Linked DNA regions of Mus musculus: region 2 is linked to region 1. The links are chromatin loops, found by intact Hi-C in ENCODE. Cell type or tissue: heart. All regions are shown on one strand. Links, peaks and the distances in the headings refer to the core of each region. The heading gives the core; the rest is flanking DNA.

The links. Hi-C counts contacts between places; a loop is a spot of excess contacts. Peaks named below come from ENCODE experiments on the same cell type or tissue, not always from the same donor. Only the 100,000 strongest peaks of a DNase experiment are listed, where the experiment ranks them.
Region 2: a loop joins it to region 1, with 4 times the contacts of the local background. A loop is called at or near these places in 1 of 42 quality-filtered maps.

The regions. Positions count from the first base shown.
Region 1 is chr4:156,105,730-156,114,817 of GRCm38, reverse strand. It overlaps 9430015G10Rik (RIKEN cDNA 9430015G10 gene), which reads right to left and starts at 4,820. Exons shown (of 10, transcript NM_177205.1): 1 at 4,645-4,820; 2 at 817-929. In heart, for the core only: CTCF peaks have their summits at 4,909 and 5,762 (motif pointing right); DNase peaks (open chromatin) are centred at 4,957 and 5,527; H3K4me3 peaks cover 2,195 bases; H3K27ac peaks cover 1,977 bases.
Region 2 is chr4:155,886,864-155,895,951 of GRCm38, reverse strand. Pusl1 (pseudouridylate synthase-like 1) reads left to right here and starts at 4,190. Exons shown (of 8, transcript NM_001033490.1): 1 at 4,190-4,321; 2 at 4,537-4,594; 3 at 4,713-4,900; 4 at 5,050-5,199; 5 at 5,283-5,453; 6 at 6,229-6,283; 7 at 6,356-6,518; 8 at 6,784-7,095. The coding sequence starts at 4,245. The coding sequence ends at 6,797. Acap3 (ArfGAP with coiled-coil, ankyrin repeat and PH domains 3) reads right to left here and starts at 4,077. Exons shown (of 24, transcript NM_207223.1): 1 at 3,511-4,077. The coding sequence starts at 3,557. Ints11 (integrator complex subunit 11) reads right to left here. Exons shown (of 17, transcript NM_028020.3): 9 at 8,965-9,088; 10 at 8,753-8,836; 11 at 8,431-8,520; 12 at 8,185-8,347; 13 at 7,990-8,097; 14 at 7,843-7,904; 15 at 7,626-7,768; 16 at 7,427-7,556; 17 at 6,849-7,332. The coding sequence ends at 7,267. It overlaps LOC115489960 (a long non-coding RNA gene), which reads left to right and starts at 7,185. Exons shown (of 2, transcript XR_003955325.1): 1 at 7,185-7,429; 2 at 7,685-9,088. In heart, for the core only: a CTCF peak has its summit at 3,819; DNase peaks (open chromatin) are centred at 1,521, 2,461, 3,731 and 4,141; H3K4me3 peaks cover 4,448 bases; H3K27ac peaks cover 2,594 bases.

The DNA.
Region 1 (9,088 bases), core at 2,418-7,417:
AAAAAAAAAAACAAAACCTGGACTGGGAAAATGGCTGAATGGTTACAAACACTGGCTGTGTTCCCAAAGGACCTAGGTGCATTTCCTATCATCCACACAGCAGCTGTCTGTAATTTCAATTATGAGGGCACTGCATCCATGCATGTGGTACACAGACATGCATGCAGGCAAAACACCCAATCACATTAAAGGAAAATAAAACTTTAAACAAATAAAGTTACCTCTTTTTTATTTTTTTAATTTTTTTGGTTTTTCGAGACAGGATTTCTCTATGTAGCCCTGGCTGTACTGGAGCTCACTCTGTAGACCAGGCTGGCCTCGAACTCAGAAATCCGCCTGCCTCTGCCTCCCAAGTGCTGGGATTAAACTACTGCCCTGCTAAGTCACCTCTTAAGAGACTAAAGATGTAGCTCAGTTGGTAAAGTGTTTATGCAGCATAAACAAAGCCCTGATTTTTTTTTTAAAGATTTATTTATTATTATATGTAAGTACACTGTAGCTGACTTCAGACACACCAGAGGAGGGCACCAGATCTCATTACGGGTGGTTGTGAGCCACCATGTGGTTGCTGGGATTTGAACTCAGGACCTTCAGAAGAGCAGTCAGTGCTCTTACCGCTGAGCCATCTCTCCAGCCCCAAAGCCCTGAGTTTTATTTCCATTATCACATGAGTTGGTGTGGTGGTATACACCTGTAATCCAAACACTTGGTAGCTATATAGTAAATTCAAGACCAACCTGAGACACCATGAGATTTTGTCTCAAAATTAATAATAATAATAATAATAATAATAATAATAATAATAATAATAATTACCTCTATGAAGACTTTTTACTTAGCAGCGGCCCCCGAAGCATTGAAGGAGCAGGCAAGCTGGGCATTTCCAATTCTGGAACAATAGTAGTCTGAGCTTCCTAGATAGAGGAATTCTAAGAGAATGCAGAGAAGTTTCAGTTTGAGGCTAAAAATGAGGAATTAAACTCTCTGGCCTAGGGCAGTGGGAAGTCCCACTTGAGGGATTATGTGGGTCCACATGACCCTTAGGGGTTCGGGATGATATAGGTCTAGTCCTCTGAGCAGGGGACGTAGGAATTTGTACTGTAATTCACTTTATACTGGATTTAAGCCAGGACTGTCAAGGCAATGACCACACTGCAAGAGGCAAGAGGTGGTGTTCAGGCCCGCAGGAGTTATCTTTGAAGCCTTATCCGGAGCCTTTCTGGCACTCATTAGTACATGTGTTTTGTTTCAGTAATGCATGCTGGGTTTCAAAATACATTCTGTCCTTGACTTAACTCTTCTTTCTAAGGTATGAAATCTTCTTAGAGACATATTTATATCATAGTCTGGCTGCCCCTCAACTGTAAGATGTAATCATATTTCAACCTTTCTGTGAATTTAAGGTTTGTTCACCCATAGACCTGCCCTGGCGGAAAACTTCCAGATGTTAAACAGACCCTCTCTCTGAGAAGAGCATCCCTAAGCTTAGGTCAAGTTAAAAAAAAAAAAAAAAAAAAAAGTCCAACATTAATCAACACTGCCACGTGTTACATAATTTCCACACAATAACCAACATCTACTTCAAATAGACAAGTCAGGGGGCTCTGAAAAAATGTGTACCCATGAGGCCACCACTGCAGCAAAAAGCTATCAGTATCGGAGCCTTCTATGAGCCCCACCCCCACCCCCGCTTCCTCAACCTAAACTCCAGGCAACCAAGCTGACCTTGTCACTGCAGTCTATAATTTCATATAAATAGAACATACAGTCTAAGTGGCTCCTTCCATTCAGCACCAAGCATCTTTAGGCGTGCTTTGTTATGCGTGTTCTGTTCACTACCATGTGACTGCTATGAGGCTATACTCCATTTCCTTTCCCTATCACCTGCTAACAGGCTCCTGATCTGATTGTATCACTTGGGAAATCACAGGGCCTTGAGCACACACTATGTGAGCCTCTATTTCTATTTCTTATAGGTAAATACCAAGGAATGTGTGTTGGATCAGAGAGGTTTAATTTGTCACTTTTAGTACCTCTTTACTTGCCCACCAGTGAAGCAGAAAGGCTCAAAGGTGCTGCATCCTCACCAATATCTGGTGATGTACTGGCGGGCACCTAGTGGTATCTTATGTTATCAGCATCCCCCTGACTAGTAACGGTTGGCATCTTTTCATGACATTAGTCACACGTGTGTCCTATTGAACTGTCTTTTCTCATCTTTTATGTGTTTTAATTGGGTTATCTTCCAATTAGATATGGCAGTTCTGTAACATGTACTTATTCGCTCTGTGTGTGCATGAGTATGCACATACATGCCACCAGACACATGCTATATAGCATGTATGTGGCCATCAGAGAACAGTCAGTTCTCTTCTTTTACCCTGCGGATTTCAGAGATCAAATTCAGGTTGTCAGCCTTGGCTGTAAACCCCTTTATCCACTGAGCCATGTCACTGGTTCAGCCATTCTGAATGTACTTTTTAAGTTTCTGATTATTTGTTTATGTCATATTTACACATCTGCTAAGACATGCATGGAGGTCAGAAGACGACTTGTGAGAGGCAGTTCTCTTCTTTCACTATGTGGGTCCTACACATACTTTCCTGTTGTGCGTGGTGTATACACGTGTTTAGAAGTGTGTGTACACCAGAAGTCAGCAGTGACTACTCTCCACCTTATTTTGTGTAGTGCATGTGTGCATGGGTTCACTTTCCCACGGCACGTGTGGTGCTCAGAGACAGGAGATGCATGTCTTCCTCTATCACTCTCCACCATTGTTTGTTTGTTTGTTTGTTTTGGAGACAGGTCTCTCTATAATCCTGGCTGTCCTAGAACTAGCTGTGAAGACCAGCTGGCCTTGAACTCACAGCGATTCCCCTGCCTCTGCTTCTCTGGTGCTGGAATTAGAGGTGGGTCATAGGATCTTTCACTGAACCCAGACCTCATCACCTTTGCTGGATGGTCAGCCTGCCCTGAGGAGTTGCTTGTTTTCCTTCTACTCAAACTGGGATGAGGGAGGTACGCCACCTGCTCTTTCAATAGGGACTGGGAATCTGAATTCAGGCTCTCATGCTTACACACGCATTTTACCCTCAGCCATCTACCCAGTCCCCATCCACTGTATTTTTTGAGACAGGCTCTTTCATTGAACCGGGAGCTCATTGATGCGGCTCAGCTGACCAATCAATGAGCTCAAGAACCCATCTGACTCCATTCCTCACATTAATGTGGGCACTGTGGCTACAAACTCATCCTCATACTTGTTCTGCAGGCACTTTTAACTGAGCTATCTTTGCCACACCTTTTTATTTTTTTGAATTAGGATCTCATTATGAAGGCCAACCTTGCCTGGAACTCACTGCATCACTATGTAGACCAGGTTGGTCTTCAACTCCTGCCCCTGCCTCCCAAAGTGCTAGGGTTACAAGCATGGGATTACAGACCACTGTGCATGTGTGTGCAGTCTTATGTATTTCAGGCTGGTCTCAAACTATGTAGTAGATGATGTCTTTCAAGCTGATTTTCTTTTGAGATAGATTCTCATCATTAGGTAGCTACACAAGGAGTAGCATTGTTGAATACCTGTTCTTACCCACTATCCTGGAGCCTGGAACTCAAGAGATTTGCCTGCCTCTGCCTCCGAGGTGCTGGGAATGTGTGCCACCATTGCCTGGTAGCAATGTTCTTTTAATGAGTTACCTTATAGATCCAAATTAACATGAACAAATGCAAGCCAGTTCCGAAAGGTTGTGACAGATGCTGCTAGTGGACAAAAGAGCTCACCTAAGATGAGTTAAACTCATCAAGATATGTGCTTGCTTTGTTTTGGGGAAGATTATTAAGGCCAGGATATGGAAGTCAAGAAAAGAAACTATTAGCCGAGTTACGGGGCCACATGCCTTTAATCCCAGCCTAGTCTACAGAATGAGTTCCAGGCCAACCTGTCTCAAAAAAAGAAAGAAAAGGAAGGGGGGATGGGGGGGGGTGGAGAAAGAAACTATCTGCATAATTCAGATCTGTAGTTCCTTCTACGAGCTTCTAAAAATAAAAACGGACTCAAATTATTGTCTAGCTCTTAACGTAGTTACCAAACTATGTTTGTAACCTGGCTCAACCTGGTGAAGCCAACCCATGACTTTCTTGCGGGATTTATTGTAGAGGAGAAGCAAAATGTGAGAAAGCCCCAGATTCAAATCCTGCCCCCACCCCACCTCGGCCACACACAGCACCACAAACCCACAAATTAAAAACAAAACAAAACAAACAAACAAACAAACAAAAAAAAACAGTTTTGCCTTCTTTGTACACTGCAGTGAGACTAAGAAAACCCAACAAGATTACGAGACAACGGCAGGGGTTACATGGCCAACCCCTTTCCCAAAACAATAAAAAAACAAAATACTGGGCTAAGTTCGACACCTTTACATTTAATGCGCCGAAACGCGGGAGGATGTGTAACTCGCTGATATAGTGGCTCTCACGGCAAAGTCCTCAAGAAGAGCACATCCCGCGGGAGGACCTCGCCCCCTTCACGACACCAACCCATCTCCCACGTCCTCCACCTCCGTGCAGCTCGCGGTCCATGTCCCCTGCAACCTCCCCGTCCCTCCATCCACCACGCTCCACTCCCGGCTCCGTCCGTACCGCCTCCTCACTGACAAGATGGCAGGCAGCGAGGGAGGCGCTGCCCCGCTAGGCCCTGCATTAGTCTCAGAGTCCCAGAGTCTGCGCTACCCGCGGCCTTTACGGCGTCGCTGCAGCCGCCACCTCCGCCAGAGCAGGGCCCTCACTCACCACTCGCCAGCCGAGCTCCTTTCGTACCGGCCGCCCTGCGCGCGCCCCGCGAGCGTCTCTGGGATTTGTAGTCTCTGGCCCGCCCCCGCCCAGGCCGTGGCGAGGGCAAAAAAACTACAACTCCTAGCGGCCCCTTCGCCCAAGTGCGTTTACCCAGGATTCCGTCCTGGCAGCGGGTTTGCGTTCCCAGCGCTGACTGGGAAATGTAGTCCAAGAGGACTTGAGCCTAGGGAGGGAAGGAAACGACTACATTCCCCAATAGTTCTAGGGGCGGCCAATCATCGTAGTCCTTGTTAGGTGGCCGGCCTTGGTTCTAAGCAAGGCTATGGAGTGTAACGTCCGCCTCGCTCCAAGAGGGTCACAAAAGAATTCAAAGCTGGAGCCGGGTGTCGGGGCGCACGCCTTTAATCCCAGCACTGGAAGGCAGAGACAGGCGGATTTCTGAGTTCGAGGCCAGCCTGGTCTACAAAGTGAGTGCCAGGGCTATATAGAGAAACCCTGTCTCAAAAAAAAAAAAAAAAGAATCAGAACTGCCAATCAAGGCTATGGTAGCCTTTGAAATATTTAACTGGCTATAGTTCGTGATTTGGCTAGCCCCATTTCAAGATGAAGACAAAGTTCAAATTCATTCTTTTGTAAAAATCGGGACTTTCTAATACATCTTTGGCGTGTCTGCTTAGGGAGCTGGACTCTGGTTCCTCCCAAATGGGAAGCCACACCCACTCTTAAGCCGAGCATGGTGCCTCTGGGGTCACCAAGTGGAATGCTTAGGAGGAGTCTTGTCTCTGGGCTGCCTGATCGCCCCGGCCTCTCACTTTGGAGGCCTCGGGTACTTAGGCTTCTTCACAGAAGCTAAAACTCCATGGACGCCCCACAGTAACACAAGGAGGAGGCACTGTACTTTTTTTTTTTTTAAAGATTTATTTATTATTATATGTAAGTACACTGTAGCTGTCCTCAGACACCCCAGAAGAGGGCGTCAGTTCTCATTATGGATGATTGTGAGTCACCATGTGGTTGCTGGGATTTGAACTCAGGACTTTCAGAAGAGCAGTCAGTGCTCTTACCCACTGAGCCATCTCACCAGCCCTGGCACTGTACTTTTTGAAAGCTTACATCTTCTCTGAAGTGAGGTAGAACCACTAGACCGCCCCTGGAAAAGAGCAAAACTGTGTGCACCAGGGCTCTGTTTTGAACAAAGATTAGAGAGTATCTGTCAGGCTTGGTCCTGTTTTTTTCACCCTGCTCTCTGCTAGGCCTTCCTCACTTCCTCATGACCTCAGTTTCTCTGATCTGGTAGAGCTGGTCAGACAACTCAGCATTCTTTGCACCACCGCGATTTACTCCTCTCTGGAATTCTACCCTAAGGCCCAGTGGATCTAAGAATAAAGCTGTGGTCTTTCTTGGCCAGCCGCAGTGACTACAGCAGCACGGGGGGGGGGGGGGGGGTGTGGGGGGGGGACTGTGGTAAAATGGACGAGATTCTTCCTAAATTAGTGACATCAGGACAGACAGGATTTCTGTCTGTGTTGCTTTTTTTGTACTTCCTCTGGGCTACCCCCAGGACCTCTAGTATTTCTGGCAAGTATTAGGAAAAGACAGATGACTTTGAAAGGGTTGTGTGTGTGTGTTCATCAGAGACTTGACATCCACGGAGCGTTGGTAGGCAGTGAGTATGAGGGAAGAGTCATACGCAGGACACTAGCACCTCTTCTTTCACTATAAATGCTTCTGCTAGGATGGAAAGGTGTCTGCGGGCTCAGGAACCCAAGAACCACACAGCTCTGAGAGGAAGCCTCCTCGCATTGCAGCTCCCAGGGGAGGGATCCCCAACTGAGCTGAGGAGCTCAGGACCCTCAACTTCTTAGCTTCTTTTCTTGGCTTCTTCCAATGACAGAGTAACTCCAGGCAGTGAATCTCACAAAGGCTATTTATTCAAGGGAAGAATCCAGGAAGAGGGACAAATCCAGGGACAGATGCCCTCTGCTCCCAGGAGTGAACATCAGGGAAATGGGCACAGGGCAGTGAAAATAAGAATTTTTGAGAGGGCGGAGCTTCTCAGGGCAGAGATGACCAGAGTGAGGATTTCAAGTCCTGAGCTTGGGAATCTCAAAGATTGGTAGACTTTCATGCTCAGGGGTTAGTGGGGTGTGTGTGTGTGTGTGTGTGTGTGTGTGTGTGTGTGTGTGTGTGTGTGTGTGAAGTTCAGGGATTGGTAGTTTTTTCCCGCTTGGGGATTTGTGGGTTTTCCACCCCCTTTTCCCTGCGTTGGGCCCAGGGTTGCCATCTCCGTGGAGCTGATAGCAGACCTATCCCCAGCCCATTTTGTAATATTACTGTAGTCAGTAGGTTTATTTGGCCTTGGAGGGTAAGGGTAGCCTTAAGGTTTTCTGAACCTCAAATCCCTATACACAGAATTCACCACTCTAACTCTTGCAAAGCGCTGTCTAATCCAGTTATAGTCAAGAGCACAAGATTTTAAGTTTCCTTGGTCATCTGAGTATAGACTTAAGATTGCTTCTTTATCGGCCAGCAGTCAGGAAAGCAGGGGCAGGAGTATCTCTTAGTTCGAGACCAGCCTGGTCTACAAAGCAAGTTCCAGGACAGGCAGGGTTATTATACAGAGAAACTCTGTCCCAAGGGAAAAAAATAAGCTTACCATGCTGAAAGCATCTTTGTCCAATCTATACATCCAGCTCTCTGAACAGATGAAAGAGTGTTCACGCTTTTAATTCTGAGCTATAGCTTTTGCTGTGACTTGAAGGCATGAATCTGTTGTTGTTGTTTTGTTTTGTTTTGTTTTTCTTTCTACAATGTGGATTTCAGTACAGATTACAATAGTGGTAATGCTAATGTGTCTAAAAATTTTATCTCTTAAAAAAAAAAATCTTTGGGGCTGGTGAGATGGCTCAGTGGGTAAGAGCACTCGACTGCTCTTCCGAAGGTTTGAAGTTCAAATCCCAGCAACCACATGGTGGCTCACAACTATCCTTAAAAAGATCTGACTCCCTCTTCTGGAATGTCTGAAGACAGCTACAGTGTACTTACATATAACAAATAAATGAATCTTTAAAAATATTTTTTAAAAAAATCTTTGGCTGCACGGAGGCCAGAGAGCAGAAGGAGAGGACCCAGGCCCCCTCCACTGGGGCAGCCCGGGAAGTGTCCAGAGCAGCAGCAGCGAAGCAGTTACCACCTGCCCCGGCCACGCCGCCCTCTTGGAGTCTTTGTGAGTTTTCCATTTAACCCTGGACATGCTATCCCGAAGCCACTTGGTTTGGTTCTTTTATTCATTAAACATGTGTGGGTTTTTTTTTTTTTTTGATTTTTTGTTTTTTTGTTTTTAAATCCGTTCCTTCTCTTTTTTTTTTTTTTTTTTTTTTTTAAAGATTTATTTATTTATTATATGTAAGTACACTGTAGCTGTCTTCAGACACTCCAGAAGAGGGAGTCAGATCTTGTTACGGATGGTTGTGAGCCACCATGTGGTTGCTGGGATTTGAACTCTGGACCATCGGAAGAGCAGTCGGGTGCTCTAACCCACTGAGCCATCTCACCAGCCCCCGTTCCTTCTCTTGAAAGGTGCTATGAGTTTAGAACCCTTTGTAAGAACTCCCTGGGCAGACAAGAAACTCCACGCTTAGCTGCTTGACGCAGCAGGTGCGTGGGAGTCCTCAGATAAAGGGATCAATCAATCATAACTTATTTCTTTTTCAGTGTTAAGGTAATAGCTGGCTTTTATGTCCACTAAAATATTTATCCAAAAAAAAAAATAGTATTTATCTAGTTTTCCCCACCACCTTGTCAATCACACCTTCTGGTAGGAGGCAGAAGTCAGAGATGCTCTTAGCAGGCAGCTACTTACCAGTGGTATGTGACAGGCTTCCAGCTACTCATTCAAAAAAGGGGTCCCCTGTTTTTAAGGAACTTGAAAGCAAAGCCTGCTGTTTCTTTCCTGTTTCCTTCCTCTTTTAAAAAAAAAAATATTGAAAGTTTAGAATTCTTTAGATAATAGGATTTTTAAGTGATCTGATCCTTTAAGGTAGAGAAGTTTTATTCGCATATTTATTTCAGATCTTGATTTTTTTTTTCCACAAAACTTGAAGAGGGTAGGCACACAGCGGCACCTGCCATCCCTAAGTCCCCGAGGAGGCTCCGTGCTGAGAAACTGTTGAGTGTACAGATTTTATTTATGCATAATTTAATGGGATCTGTAAATACTTCTTATGACTTTTTGAGAAATGGGATTCGATTTTAAAATTACCTTTTAATGGTGATGGGTCGTGTAGCCCTC
Region 2 (9,088 bases), core at 1,361-6,360, 220 kb after region 1:
TTGGAGCTACCCAGAGCAGGCTGAAGCCACCCAGTCTTGCCACATGGGCTATCCCATGATATCACATACATACACACTACAGTATAGCTATGCCCCATGAGCCAAGGGTTAACATGTCCTTATTTCCTAAGCACAATAATGCTGAAGTCTCATGATGTGGTGTTGGTGCCCATGATAGTCTTCTCTGGGGCTCAGAGTTGAGCTTTGACTCCATCTGGACAGGTCCCTTCTCACTGAAAAGAGCCTGGTCCCTTACTTCTTTGCTTCAACTACAGGCCAATTTGGCCTGCAGCTAGATGACCCTAAAACAGTTGGTTATGAACCATCAGCTAAGGGACCTCAAACTCCACCTCCCTCAACCTCAAGGCTCCATACAGCTCAGCTCAGTCAGAAGAAGAGATGGATCATCGGGTCTCCTTGGAGCTCATTCTCACCAATCCAGGCTGATAAAGAAGATGCCCTGGGGAGGGAGGAGTTAATGATGACATCACCAAGAGAAGCCTGGGAGAATCCCGGAAGCCAAAGGCAGATGGATCGGGCACGTGACTGCACCCCCCAACTCCAAGTTGGGAACAGGAAATCAGGAAATCAGGGCAGACTCCCAGCAGCCCCCCACCTCATTCAACCAGCTCAGCTGGTGAGCTAGGCCCATCTGGCCTACAAGGGAAGGGGTACCTTGGGAACAAAATAGGCCGAAGGTTTAGACAGACCTCTAGGAACAAGACTTACACGGGCTGGAGGTTGGGTGTCAGAGGGGAATTAGTTCTAGCAGCTCCTTAGCCCTTTCTGCCCTACTCTTTAGAAAGGAAAGGAGAAAGACCTGTTGTGGAGTTTCTCCTGGGTAAGGGGCATGAGAAGCATAGGGGCTGAAACACGGTTTCATTTAGAACCTGGGCTGAAATGGCCAGGCTGCCCTAGCCACGGACCCTCGAAGATCCCGGCCATCAGCCTCATCCCTTCGTAAGGGCTTAGGCACCGTGATTCCTAAAGCTCAGAGGGACAGGGACAGAGCTGCAGCATCCGAGTGAACCATTGGCAGCCATGCCTTTGATGGATGCTGCACAGCCTGTCCGGCTTGGTGGGGGGGGGAAAAAAAAGTCCTTTATCTAAGCCTAACACAGGCTACCACAGGAGGCTCTGTTCCAGGATTCTGGCCACTACGCGAGCCAGAAGTTCCAGAACACAGATGTAACTATCTGCCTAGGAGAGACCAATTCAGTGCTCCCCAAGCAGGCCTGACAGCCCAGACAGCTGCATGGAGAGCTGCAGCTGGCCAGGGAGCCAGAAACTGGGAGGGGCTGCAGCAGGAGCTGGCATTTGTATTCACGGGGACAGGGGAACATAGTGGGCAGTTAGTACAAGCTCAAGGGGGCCAGCATTCTGTCCCGGGAGTCTCTCAGCACTCCCTTCCTCAGCCAAGGACCTGAGGCATCCCCTCCTGCCCCATGCCTATTTTTTGCCAGCCAGGGACTTCCTCAGCAGCTTGGAGGTTGGGGAGGAGCCCCCTCACCAAAGCCATGACTCAGCGCTTGAAGCCCCACCCAGGGAAGGGCTTGCAGCCAAGGCTGGGCCGGCTTCTCTTCCGGGGCTCCCCTGCACCCCCACCCACAGCTTCAGGGACTATGAGACATTCCTAAGGCTGTCACAAGCCCTTATTCTAGGCCAAGAGTCCCAAAGCAAAACTACCAACGTTTCTAGGTTTGGGTCTAGGCTCCACCTCACTTCCACATCCTTCAGACAGCCCCACCCTGCCTCACCTAAAGGTTCTTGGCCACAAAGATCAAGTTATAACTTCAGTAAAACCTTAGAGTAGACAAGGTACTCTTCGAACTCATCCAGTCACAGCCCACCCCACACCACCAAGCCAGGTTCCATCACCCCAAGACCAATGTCCGGAGAGTCATCCCCAGCATTCCCCTCCTCCATCAAAAGAAATGATGTTAAGCCTAGGTACCTGCCACACCTACTGCAGCCCCACAAGTCCAACTGGCTGGCTGTGGCAAAGAAGGCCTAGAGGTGAGTGGATTTCTGCTTAGGCCCAAAACCCTGTACAAGGCAGGGTAGAGCCAGGGCTTTGCAGAAAGGGGTAAGGGCAAAAATGAGAGCGCTTCAACTGGGGCCCAGTTCCATGCACTGAGACCTTGGCTAAGACTCCTACCAAATGGATGCAGAACTGTGGGGTATCAGAGGCTCTCAGACCACTCCTCTCAATAGAAAACAGGAAAGCATAGTTGACTGCCTTAAGCCCCCTGCCTATAGTCAGTGGACACTCTTGGCAAACTCTAACGCTCCAAGGTGTTTCTGGCTGACTCTCTTGCAAGGTGGTTTTGCAAAGAGCTGGACTGCTGAGGTAGGCCCTCAGAAACCCAGCACTCATGTACATATGTGGTCAAGCTCACACGAGCAAAGGCATGATACATGCTTATACATAAACATGCATACATGTATTAGCACAGGGCATGCAGACATGTGTTCCAGGGATACAGTGCACACTAAAACACACACCTGCATACGTTAACATGTGTCTAGTAGCATGGCAAACACGGTTCACGAATCCACAGAGATGTAGCACATGTACACACGTGTCCATCCACACTAGGCTATGTGCATGCATCAAGCACACCAACTCCGTATCACAGCTCACCCACACATTCATGTGCACCAAGGAGAGCAGAGTGGCAGAACATGCTCCCCCCCCCCCCGTGTGTGTGTGTGTGTGTGTGTGTGTGTGTGTGTGTGCACATACAGAGGTGGGACACCTCACGAAGGTCCGAAATTTCAAATGACACACAGGAGGTACTCCATTACTGTCTGCCAAATGCCACTCAATGAAACAGATGTATATCTGTGTGGCCATGTGGTTCACACAGATGTGCACGACTGTATTCCAGGAACAATAAAAGAAACAAACCCATAGGTGAATAAGGCCCATACCCTTCCACCTAAACACGACTTCCTCATCCTTACAGCCTCTACCCCTTCAGGCTCCTGGGTCACTCATACATCCGTTAACTCTCACCAAGGTGTCTATCTCAGGCCCTGATGGCTCCGGCTGGTTGCACCCATACACTGCTCTGGACATACGGATCAAGATAGAGACCAAGCAGGGTGCCAGACAATCCTAGCCAGAATTGGACTACAGGGCCAAGGAGGAGCCCAGTACTTGTGGCACACCAGAGCATACACACAAAGAAGGGTGGACAGTTCTAGAGATGGCACTGGACGCAAATGCCCAGTGACACACAGCTGCCCAAGGCGGTCTGCACACTCACCCCCGCGCGCGAGGTGATCAGCACAGGGGCGTCTTTTGTTCCGGTCCCCCGAGGCCGGAGGCGGAGCTGCGCAGCTAGGGGACCGCGACTCCGGCTCCCGCCGGTTTGTCCGTGCCAGGTCTTCTGCTCCGTCCAGGTGGACTCGGAGCGGTCACCACGCTGGACACCCCTTGCCCGCCTCCGGCACAAAGGCGGCTCCCCATCCCCGCCCGCGCCCTACCCCGGGCCCGCAGCACACCTGAAGCGCGGCGAGTCCTTGATGCATTCCTCGAACTCTACCGTCATGGCTGCGGCGAGCGGTGCTCACTGTGCGGAGGACCAAGGCGCGTCGAGCGGCATCCCCGGCCCGTGGACCGTCTGTGGCGCCCGCGCCGAGCTGCGCTCCGCGCCCGCCCGCCCGCCTGCCCGCCTCGGTCTGAGCCCGGCGCGCCGCGGCCCCGCCCCGCCTGTCACCGCTGGGGAGCGTCGCCAAAGTCAGCCTCTGCCTGCGCCACCCGCTGTCACCTCCGGGGAGCGTCGCTAAAAGCGCCGCTGCATCCCCTCGCCTGTCGCTGCGCTCTGTCCTCGGTCACCACGGTCTGGGAGCTGGGCCGGCCTCGGCGGTTGGGCTTCGGAGTGGTTTGGCTCGGTCGCGGGACAGGGAAGGGCACGGCTCGCCCACTTCAGGCATCACGGCGGTGGTGAACTCGGCTGGAATGCTGCCGACGGACACACTCCGCGACGGCGGCGGGGAGATCGGGAGTGAACGAATTAAGGTCGCTTGTGCGGAAGCGACCCATCATCGCGCCCCTGTGAGGCCGAGGACAGGAAACATAGCCGGCTCTAGAGGACCGCACTTTGCACCCGATCCCTAAGCTTGGCTCCGCCCCCGCCTCTCCATTCAGGCGGGGCGGACCGAGTCAGTGCGCAGGCGCCGTCCCTGCTGGGCTGGGTCGACCGCGGGCCACGTGCAAGCGCCCCGCCCGCTCAAATATGGGCTCCTGCGGGGCGGTGGGCTCGGTGCGTGCGCGCTACCTTGTGTTCTTGCAGTACTTGGGCACTGACTTCAAGTACGTTTTCCCGCTGTTACCCCCGCGTTCTCCACTCGGCCTCGCGGGAAGTCCGCGAGGTGACCAGGACGGGCGCGATCGGTCTCGGGATGCGGGATTTTAGGAGCCGAGGAACACAGTGGCCTGCACCGAACCCACGCGCCTGGGCGCCGAGACCCCTGGCGGGACAGCGTCCACAGACACCGCAGATAATTCCTTCCTGTTTCTCTCCGCAGTGGGGTTGCGGCCGTGAGGGGCAATCCGCGCGCTGTTGGGGTGCTGAACTTCCTGGAGGTGAGGACCGGTTTGGGGAGGAAGAAGCAGTCGGCAGCTCCAACCCCTACCCACTCTCCTCCTCCTATTCCACGGACTCCGGCCATCGATGTGGCAGCCGCCTGTACGGTTCCCGCAGGAGGCTGCCAAGCGGCTGAACTCTGTCGACCCGGTCAGGTTCACCATCTCTAGCCGCACCGATGCCGGGGTGCATGCCCTGAGCAACGCGGCGCACCTGGACATCCAGCGCCGCCCAGGGCAGTCGCCTTTCTCCCCGGAGGTCGTGGCCAAGGCCCTCAACACCCACCTGAAGCACCCGGCCATTCGGTGAGCCCGGGGTTTTGGTATGGTTCTGGGCTTTTTTTTTTGTCTTTTACCATTGCACCCCACTGTGGTGGGAGGCAGAGATTTCCATAGTGCTGTGTGGACAGTTGGGCATACTCATTCCTGGGATGAGCCAGATCTGCTTGCCACAGTGTACTGAAGGCCTTCCGAGTGCCCAACGACTTCCACGCTCGACACGCAGCCACCTCCAGGACCTACCAATATCGTCTGGCCACAGGCTGCTCCTGGCCTAATCAACTGCCTGTGTTTGAACAAAATGTATGCTGGGCTCTGCAGACAGAGTGAGTGAGCTAAGAATGGGAAGAAAATGGCTCACCATCCATCTGCCTGGGCTCTCCTCAATAATGCTCATTTGGCTCTGCAGGTACCTGGATATGGCGGCCATGCAGGAGGCTGCCCAGCACCTCCTCGGGACACATGATTTTAGTGCCTTCCAGTCTGCTGGCAGCCCAGTCACAAATACTGTACGCACACTTCGAAGAGTCTCAGTGTCACCTGGTCCAGCCAGCCCATTTGTCCTCCCCGAGGGGAGCAGGTGAGACGACTAGCCTTTCACTATGCCAGGACTAGAGGCCACCAGGGTCATTACTCATAATACCTCAATAAAAGTGAGATGATGCTAAATGGGTATATTGCACATCCATTGGGCCTAGAGGGTGTAAGAAGGTGAGCCAGAAACTTGTGTCTTCTTCCTGTTGGGTGGGGTCTCTGCCAGCCTGGGGAGCACAGGGTGGAAAATGTTGCCTTTCTGAGGGCCCTGCCAGACCCATAGCTCTTTATAGCAGGTAAGTTCTGGCAGTCTCTGAAAAGATTTCACTAGAGCGAATAGTTCCATTCCACTTTGACAGACTACGTTAAGTTCTCTGCTTCAAACACCAGGAATCAGCCGCTCACCTTGAGAACATAACATCTGGAACCAGCTCCAAGGGTTTGGTAAAGGGGCTTTGGTGTGACCAGGCACAAGAGCACATGGCCTAGGTTCCATCTTGATAGGTGGGCTGGCTATGTCCTGCTTCAGCACAAATACTTTAGCCCCAAAACATGAAGGCCCAAAGCAATCGCTATTTCCCGTGCACAAACTAACCAATGCTCTGTTATATAATTGTTTCCTTTCATGGTATATGTAGAGTCGAGTAAGTCATGCAAAACTCGCTCACCCTCTGGAACTGGTGGTCAACTAGGCAAGAACCCACCCTGGATGGAAGCCTTTAAACCAGTATATAAATCGTTGTCTTGTCTGAAGCCACATGGTGAGCTAGGTTGGCTGAGCCTGCCCTTAGCTTGGACCTCAAAGCTGTCTGTGTTCCTAGGAGGCTGCAGTTCTGGACCTTGGAGTTTGAGAGCCAGTCTTTCCTTTATAGACAGGTAGGCTGTCTTAACCCTCACAGGATGGGCTCGGGTAGACACACCTGTGACAACCTGAGCTCTCTGCTGCAGGTGCGGAGGATGACAGCTGTGTTGGTGGCTGTGGGGCTAGGGATCCTGGCACCCACACAAGTGAAAGTGATTCTGGAGAGTCAAGATCCCTTGGGCAAGTATCAGGCTCGAGTTGCTCCAGCCCGTGGCCTGTTCTTGAAGTCAGTGCTGTATGACAACTTTGGTAAGAGGGGATGGGATTGGAAAGAATCTTTCCCAAAGCTGGGTTGTCGCTCAGGGAGGGGACTTTTGGATGCAGTCAAAGCCCACATTGTACTAGATGAGTACCCAAGCACCTAGTGGGGAAGCCAATGACAGTGGGGGGGAGGACTAAGGGATCGAATCAGCGATTCCCCAGGGTGCGTGGAGTAAGTGGTCCACTGGGTCAGATTTTGGGGATAAGTGGGGTCTCTGTAAGAGTTCTATTTTGACCTAGAGTCTATCCATAGGTCCTACATCCTGAACCCTATGGTGTCCGCGGTGTGGAAACTAGATGACGGTACACAGTGGAGATGAAGTGGAGATTGTACAACATTTATTGTGCTCGGCAGAGATTAATCTACAGCTATGTAGGGCTCTGGCAGTCCTGCCTACCTTCCAGCAGCTACCACTTCCCCGGGCTCTCTACCCTGGACATCCCTTTGTCACTAAAGGGAACAACATGGGGTACCAGGCAGTCAAAAGCTGTAAAAACCCCATTTTTCTGGGAACCCTGTTTTCTTGGGGCAGAGAGTAGGAATAAAAGACATAGAGAACAAAAAGGTCTGTTTATTACTTTAGCCAGCCTATGACTCTGATCTTATCCCTAGAACGGGGTCTGTAATCCAGTCATGGTCTCCCATTTACTCAGGGCACCCGCCTCTCGGCCGAAGCCCTGGTCCTGCTGGGAGAACAGCAAGAGACAAGAGCAGTGGATTCCTGGTGGATACATGTCAGCTGGGAGCCTGAGGAAGGCCATTTTTGAGCAATGTTGTGAGGAAGCTTCCCAGCTCTTCATCCTGTAAGGAAGGGAGCCACAGTTAAACACTGCAAACAACACAATTCCAAGGAAGTGAGGCCTACAGGAGTAATAGTGATGCCCATGCTCCTTACCTGGTAAGTCCAGGAGACCAATAGCACCTTGGTACCAGGGTCCTCCGAATGGGCGGCAGCCTGGATTAGAATGGACTCCACAGTCACAGAGCCATCGGGGAGATGCTGTACACAGTGGTCCTTGAGGGTGCTAAGGAGAGGCATAGTTAGACCCCTGCCTCACCCTGCTTGTTGAGGGTAGGAAAAGGCCAGGGCGCACCTCTTGAGATGGCTGTACACACGTAAAGCTGTTTCTTGTTCTTTGCGTGTGTCCTGCAGGTGCACACGACAGGTGAAGCGAAGTTGGTGCTCTGCCAGGCCCAGCTCCTTCAGGGCTTGCTCTGAGGATACCAGCCGGAAATTCTGTGGGGCAAAGGCAAACAGGTCACAGAAAGTAATGAACGCAATACCCACCCTACCACTGTTTGTACACTTACACTGTCTTTCATAATTAGGGTGCCATGTAAAAGCCTAGGTTTTTTGGCTTCAGGCAACAGTCCTGTGAGGAACAGAATAATGCAATCAACACAAGCCACCAGTTACCTGCCTCCCTCGGCCCATGCCCCAGAGTCTGCCCTTCATACCCTGCACCATCTCCCGCTTCAGCAATCCCAGGGAGATGCCCACAGGGATGCTAGGGCTTGTGGGCAGCGTCACTGTCTCACCATTGGCCGGCATGTAGCAGCTGACCCCTGAGGAAAGCAGTACAGAGCCTCAGTCTCAGCCACCAGCCGTGTCTGCACTGCCCCACCGGACTTCCCTGCCCACCAGCTGCCTACGGAATTCCTGCTCAATCTTCTGCCTCAGGAACTCCATCTTCTTGGCTTCGCCATGCACCAATAGCACACTCTCGGGCTCCGCTTGTCCTACCAGCTGCATGATGCCCTTGGCATCAGCATGGGCGCTGAAGGACATGTATTCCACTTGCATCTTTACCTCCAGCTGTGGCATCACAAGATGTAAGCAGAGTTAGCAGCAGCAAGAGCCTGGAAGGCCTGCTGAACCCAGGACAGGGAGGCACTCACCATCTGGCGCCCTTCCATTTCCAGTTTACGTTGCCCACTAAGGATCTTGTGGCCCACGGTGCCTTGCACACAATAACCAGGCATGATGACCTGCAAGCAGAGGTGAGGTTCAACTGCTTAGCATGACAGACACTGCCTCCTGGAACAGCCCCTGGAGTGAATTCTCGGGGAGCCGACCACTGTGGCAGCTGCTCAGCCGGGGCTGCTGGTGGCATCACAGGGTCAGGACACAAAGTCCAAGGGCTTTGTTCCTCTGTACTCCAGGTTCCCTAAAGCTCTAAGGAGCCCCCAGCCACCCTGGGAATTGGTCCCAAACCCTTACCATGTTCTTCTCATTTCCTGCCCACTTTCGGAAGATTTGCAGGGATTGGCCAGCATGCAGCATCCCAGGTGTGGCAAACACAACCTGCAGGGTTGACAAGGGTCGGAAGAGTAGATCTATAGTAGGGCTATAATAAGCACCAGACCTTTGATCAGCAGCCTTTCCCAGAGCCCCACTGCGAGATGTGGAGAAGCTGATTGCCAGGGCCTTACCATGGGACCTGGGTTGTCAGCAAATGTCCGGTCAAAGGCTTTGATGTGCTTAAACTCAAACATGTTCCTCTGGACAAATGTCTTCCGGATCTTCTGGTTGGTCCAGGTGATGAAGAGCTTGTAG